Regions from separate parts of the Homo sapiens genome. Here region 2 is linked to region 1. The links are chromatin loops, found by intact Hi-C in ENCODE. Cell type or tissue: chondrocyte. All regions are shown on one strand. Each heading gives the region's core, and the rest is flanking DNA. Links, peaks and the distances in the headings are about the cores only.

Region 1 (2,500 bases), core at 1-2,500:
TTTCACATCATCATAAAGCTGAAAAATTCTAAGTTAGGCTTGGCGTGGTGGCTCATGCCTGTAATCCCAGCACTTTGGGAGGCCAAGGTGGGCGGATCACCTGAGGGCAGGAGTTCAGGACCAGCCTGGCCAAGGTGGTGAAACCCTGTCTCTACTAAAAATGCAGAAATTAGCTGGGCATGGTGGCATGCATCTGTAATCCCAGCTACTCAGGAGGCTGAGGCAGGAGAATCGCTTGAACCCAGGAGGCAGAGGTTGCGGTGAGCTAAGATCGTGCCACTGCACTCCAGCCTGGGCGACAAGAGCAAAACTCTGTCTCAAAAAAAAAAAAAAGAAAAATTATGTGTTAAATTATTGTAAGTAGACGACTGTCTGTACTACTATTATTTCCATTTTCCAGATATGGAAACTGAGACTGAGAGGAGTTACGCAACCTGCCGCCCTTGAAGCCACAAAATTAGAGCATGGTGGAGGCAAACCAGTGGTGCCTAATTTACCACTTGCTTATTACCACTGAAAGAAGAAATGACTTTCCAGGTGTTTTGGGTGCTAATTCAATTCTTTAAGTGCTTATTTAGGACCTGGCAATGTTTGTCCCCCAGGGTAAGGGGTAGGGTATCTTTAAAGGTGACAATTGGTATCCTTATATACAGGGGAGACTTTATCTCAGCTTTTATATCCATACAATAGAGTTTTATGTCTGGGCATGGTGGCTCATGTCTGTAATCCCAGCACTTTGGGAGGCCGAGGTGGGTGGATCACCTGAGTTCAAGAGTTCGAGACTAGCCTACCCAACATGGCAAAACCCCGTCTGTACTAAAAAAATACAAAAATTAGCTGGGCGGAGTCTGCAGTGAGCCAAGATCGCGTCATTGCACTCCAGCCTGAGGGACAGAGTGAGACTTTATCTCAAAAAAAAAAAAAAAAAAAAAAAAAAAAAACTGAGATAAAATCTCCCCTGTGTGTAAGGATACCAATTGAAATTAGCAACCAAAGCCAAAATTGGTGTATTTTGTTTTTCTGAGTGTACAAAACTTGGGATTAGAGGTTGGAAAATAAAAGATGTGAAACTACCCTTGGCTAGCATCCATCTGCCCCTTCTCTCAACCCTGCGTCATTTGTCACTTGCAGGGAAGGTGGAGAGAAGGACGAGATGGCAGATGGAGGAAGAGAGGACTCAGAAACCCTCGTTTCTTCTGGTTTGCTTCTGACTTGAACTGAAGCTCATGCCTCCTTGAACCTGGGAACAGTTTGATTTCTGGAAGGAGCTGCGTGCAGAAGCTCCTTTAAAACTTTGGGATCAAATTAAAACTTTGGGTTTTAGGTAGGCACAGCCACAAAAAAGTTGAAGCTGGCATGTCTTGTGCAAGGCTACCTATCAAGACAGAAATAGAAGTGGATCTCTGGCCTGGCCGTCTGGGACTGCGATGTCTCATTGTGGGGCCTGCCTGTAACTGAAGGTTCCGCATGAGTCACGGACTTCCCTGGTGCAGGGCAGCAACCCAGGGGCTTGGTAACTGGGTTGAGGGAAAGAGAGAAGTTTTTGTTTATGATCTCATTCCAATCAGAATGTGTCCAGACGCCCAAATATTTGATTTGAGCCTGGTTGCTAAGAGACCTCCCACTGGGACCCAGCTGCCTGCGGGCAGGAAGGCGGTATTGGCATCATTTCAGATTTCTGCCAATTTATTTTGAAACCAGAAAACCTAGAACCTCGGCCTCCTCAAGGCAACCAGGGGGAGAGGAGAGATCTGAGTCAGCCAAACTAGAGAGAGAAAACCCCCGCTAACCTTCTGCCAGGGAGCTGTAGGAAGGTTCGGGATAGAATAGAATGATGACATTGTGCTTGTTTACTTCCTGGGAAATAGGCCGGTAGGGTAATGAAGAAGAAGTTGGAGTTCTGTGCTTAGAAATGCAAGTGTCATCTTGAAGAAACCTCAGGGATTCCAGAACAATGCTGGATTTCCGGGTAATAATTGGGCGTTGTGAAGGCTGCCCTGATTGGATCCACACACCCAGCATCTTGGGTTTTAATTGCCCGGTGACTTAAATGCCTTAGGGAAATGGCATGAGTAACATTGTCATAGGTGAGCGTGTGCGGGGTCGGTGCACATGGGACAGGTGGGGAAACCTGCTTCTGGCTTCTCTCCTTTCTCAGCAGAAGGCAGATAGCTGAAGGGAAAAGGCTTCACATCTGTACTGGTATCAAGGAACACTGGGCTTTCCCATGCTAGTAGCAGCAGAACAGAACCTCTGGATGTGATCTCTGTCCTCAGTGCCACTCTCAGGACCAAGTAGTGATAAATACAGACCTAGACATTTTTCCAAGGTTTTTTTTGTTGTTACCTAGGCTGGAGTGCAGTGGTGTGACCTCGGCTCACTGCAACCTCCAACTCCCGGATTCAAGTGATTCTCGTGCCTCAGCCTCCTGTGCAGCTGGGACTGCAGGCAAGTACCACCGCACCTGGCTAGTTTTTGTATTTTTAGTAGAGACGGGGTT
Region 2 (3,476 bases), core at 1-2,500, 62 kb before region 1:
AGGCTGAGGCAGGAGGATCCTTTGAGCCTGGGTTATCAAGGCTGCAGTGAGATGTGATCGCATCAGCCTGGATGACAGACCGAGAACCTATCTCAAAAAAAAAAAGTTTCCCATAAAAATTTCGTAACCATTGTTTGTCTTCTAGCAAAATTATTTTACATTTGAAAACTTTAGGCCGGGCTCACGCCTGTAATCCCAGCACTTTGAGAGGCCGAGGCAGGTGGATCACCTGAGGTCAGGAGTTCAAGACCAGCCTGGCCAACATGGTAAAACCCCATCTCTACCAAAAATACAAAAATTAGCTGGGTGTGCTGGCGGGTGCCTGTAATTCCAGCTACTCGGGAGGCTGAGGCAGGAGAATCACTTGAACCCAGGAAGCGGAGTTTGCAGTGAGCCAAAATAGCGCCACTGTACTCCAACCTGGGTGACAAGAGGGAAACTCCTTCTCAAAAAAAAAAAGAAAAAGAAAAAGAAAACTTCAAACAAGTGTTTTCTTTCAGCCATCAAGCCTTTCCACCCCCTCTCTACTTCTGCTTCTTAAGCAAAGCATTTCCTCATAATCAGGGTGGAGTAATCTATTTTTGTTAGAACTCCCTGTAAAAATGCAACTGCCTCAAGAGGATCAAACACTTATGATCATCCTCAGTGCCAGGGGCTGGAAGTTGGGCCTTATATGGAATTCGTGACTCATCATCCAAGAGCCTAAAAGATTTACTTGCTCTGGCCGGGCTCCTAATTGCATGGGCTGAGCATCAGCTAGACGCCTGAAATCGAACACCTCGACACCTTTTAACTAACCTGGGAACATATTTCTGACTTGGTGCCAGGAAACAGAATACCTGTTTGGTAAACTGTCAACTTCTAGGTCTGAAAAAAAATGCCCGCAACTTCTGTTGAGTCACATCATAAGAGACCGTGAGGACACGTGGATGCCAGGACAAGATACAGGAATAATTCCTTTTCTTAGCAAGAGGAGATATAGCTGATTATAGTTCCTTCCACATAAGCAATGATTATGAATTAGGAAATAACCCAAGGGAGGCCGGGTGCGGTGGCTCACACCTGTAATCCCGGCACTTTGGGAGGTCGAGGCGGGTGGATCACCTGAAGTCAGGAGTTTGAGACCAGCCTGGCCAACACAGTGAAACCTTGTCTCTACTAAAAACACAAAAAATTAGCCAGGTGTGGTGCCACGTGCCTGTAGTCCCAGCTTTTCGGGAGGCTGAGGCAGGAGAATTGCTTGAACCCAAGAGGCAGAGATTACAGTGAGCTGAGATCGCGTCATTGCACTCCAGCCTGGGCGACAGAGCGAGACTTGGTCTCAAAAAAAAAAAAAAAAAAAAAGGAATTAACCCAAGGGAGCACTTTCTTTTTTCTTTTTCTTTTTTTTTTTTTGAGATGGAGTCTCGCTGTTACCCAGGCTGGAGTGCAGTGGCGCGATCTCGGCTCACTGCAAGCCCCGCCTCCCGAGTTCACGCCATTCTCCTGCCTCAGCCTCCCAAGCAGCTGGGACTACAGGCACCTACCACCACGCCCGGCTAATTTTTTTTGTATTTTTAGTAGAGACAGGGTTTCACTGTGTTAGCCAGGATGGTCTCGATCTCCTGACCTCGTGATCCGCCCACCTCGGCCTCCCAAAGTGCTGGGATTACAGGCGTGAGCCACCGCGCCCGGCCCAAGGGAGCACTTTCTTTCTTTTTTTCTTTTCTTTTTTTTTTTGAGATGGAGTCTCTCTGTCGTCAGGCTGGAGTGCGGTGGTGCGATTCTGGCTCACTGCAACCTTTGACTCCCAGGTTCAAGTGATTCTCCTGCCTCAGCCTCCAAGGGAGCACTTTCTAACAGTCAGAGCTGAGTAAAAGTAGAATGGACTGCTATGGGAATCTGTGGGTTCCTCTCCATAAGAGTTTTTGTTTGTTTGTTTGTTTTCTTGAGACCGAGTCTCTCTCTGTCACCCAGGCTGGAGTGCAGTTGTGTGATCTTGGCTCACAGCAACCTCCGCCTCCCAGGTTCAAGCAATTACTTGTGCTTCAGCCTTCTGAGTAGGTGGGACCACAGGCATGTGCCACCGTGCTCAGCTACTTTTTATATTTTTTGTAGAGATGGGGTTTCACCATGTTGGCCAGGCTGGCCTTGAACTCCTGACCTCAGGTGATCCACCTGCCTTGGCCTCCCAAAGTGGTGGGATTACAGGCGTGAGCCGCTGCACCTGGCCCATGAGTTATTCTTGGTGGAGATGTTGTAAATTGGATGCAACAATCTATGGATGGTTGGAATGTGTGATCTCTACGTTCTTTTTCAACTATGGAAATGTATGTTTGCTATACCTGGTATGACACCTGGCACACAGTAGATGGTCAATTTGTACTAAATAACATGTCTGTGGACTTTCTTACATCACAGTCACAGAGACAAATGTCATCACTGTTTCTGCTTGCTATAATTTACACTAAGAAGGTTTTAATCACAACTACCATTAGCTACTCATATTGAGAAATTCCCAGAATATTCTCTTCTGCAAACAGTGGCTGAGTTTGGATTGAGGACTCCGTTTTGGCAACAACCTCTTTACTGCTTCAAGTAATTGCACCCTCACAAACTTGGGATCGCATACACGTAACCAACATGTAGAGGGCAGGAAGCAGTTAAACTGCAAAGCCCCATTGAATCATCTAGATTAGGCACAGGTGGAAGGGCTTTTGAATAATAGGAGAGAGGCTTCCAGGCAACACTCGGCCTGGAAAACACGGCTTTTCTTGTCTGTGAGGGTTGAAGAAGGCATCCAGAGCACGGCCCATCTCCTATGGCTCCGTCACCTACCTGCTCGTGCAGAGAGGAGCAGAATCTGTAAGGGTGAGAGCAGTAGAGACACAGCTGCTGGTGTCCATTAATGTAGGTAGAAAGCTTAAAAAGATGGGTCAGGAGTGGTGGCTCACGTCTGGAATCCCAGTACTTTGGGAGGCTGAGGCAGGTGGATCACTTGAGGTCAGGTGGTCAAGAACAGCCTGGCCAACATGGTGAAACCCCGTCTTTACTAAAAATATAAAATTTAGCCAGGTGCGGTGGCATGTGCTTGTAGTCCCACCTACTTGGGAGGCTTAGGTGGGAGAATCACTTGAACCTGGGAGGTGGAGGTTACAGTGAGTCAAGAACTCGCCACTGCACTCCAGCCTGGGTGACAGAGCTAGACTGTCTCCAGAAAAAAAAAAAAAAAAGATGGGCTGGGTGGTGGTGGTAATTCCAGCATTTTGGGAGGCCAAGGTGGGAGGATTGCTTGAGGCCAGGAGTTTGAGATCAGCCTGACCAACATAGCAAAACCCTGTCTCTATTTTATTTGTAAAATAAAAATAATATAATTAATAAAAATACGAATAAGAACGCTTGGCCGGGTGTGGTGGCTCACACCTGTAATCCCAGCACTTTGGGAGGCTGAGGCGGGTGGATCACAAGGTCAAGAGATCGAGACCATCCTGGCCAAC

Evidence for each region. Hi-C counts contacts between places; a loop is a spot of excess contacts. Peaks named below come from ENCODE experiments on the same cell type or tissue, not always from the same donor. Only the 100,000 strongest peaks of a DNase experiment are listed, where the experiment ranks them.
Region 2: a loop joins it to region 1, with 4 times the contacts of the local background. A loop is called at or near these places in 33 of 110 quality-filtered maps.

Annotation. Positions count from the first base shown.
Region 1 is chr10:12,332,311-12,334,810 of GRCh38, forward strand. No RefSeq gene overlaps it. Among named protein-coding and RNA genes, the nearest start is that of CAMK1D, 16 kb to the right of the region's middle. In chondrocyte, for the core only: no CTCF peak of the experiment used is centred there; a DNase peak (open chromatin) is centred at 1,491.
Region 2 is chr10:12,270,407-12,273,882 of GRCh38, forward strand. No RefSeq gene overlaps it. Among named protein-coding and RNA genes, the nearest start is that of CDC123, 76 kb to the left of the region's middle. In chondrocyte, for the core only: no CTCF peak of the experiment used is centred there; no DNase peak of the experiment used is centred there.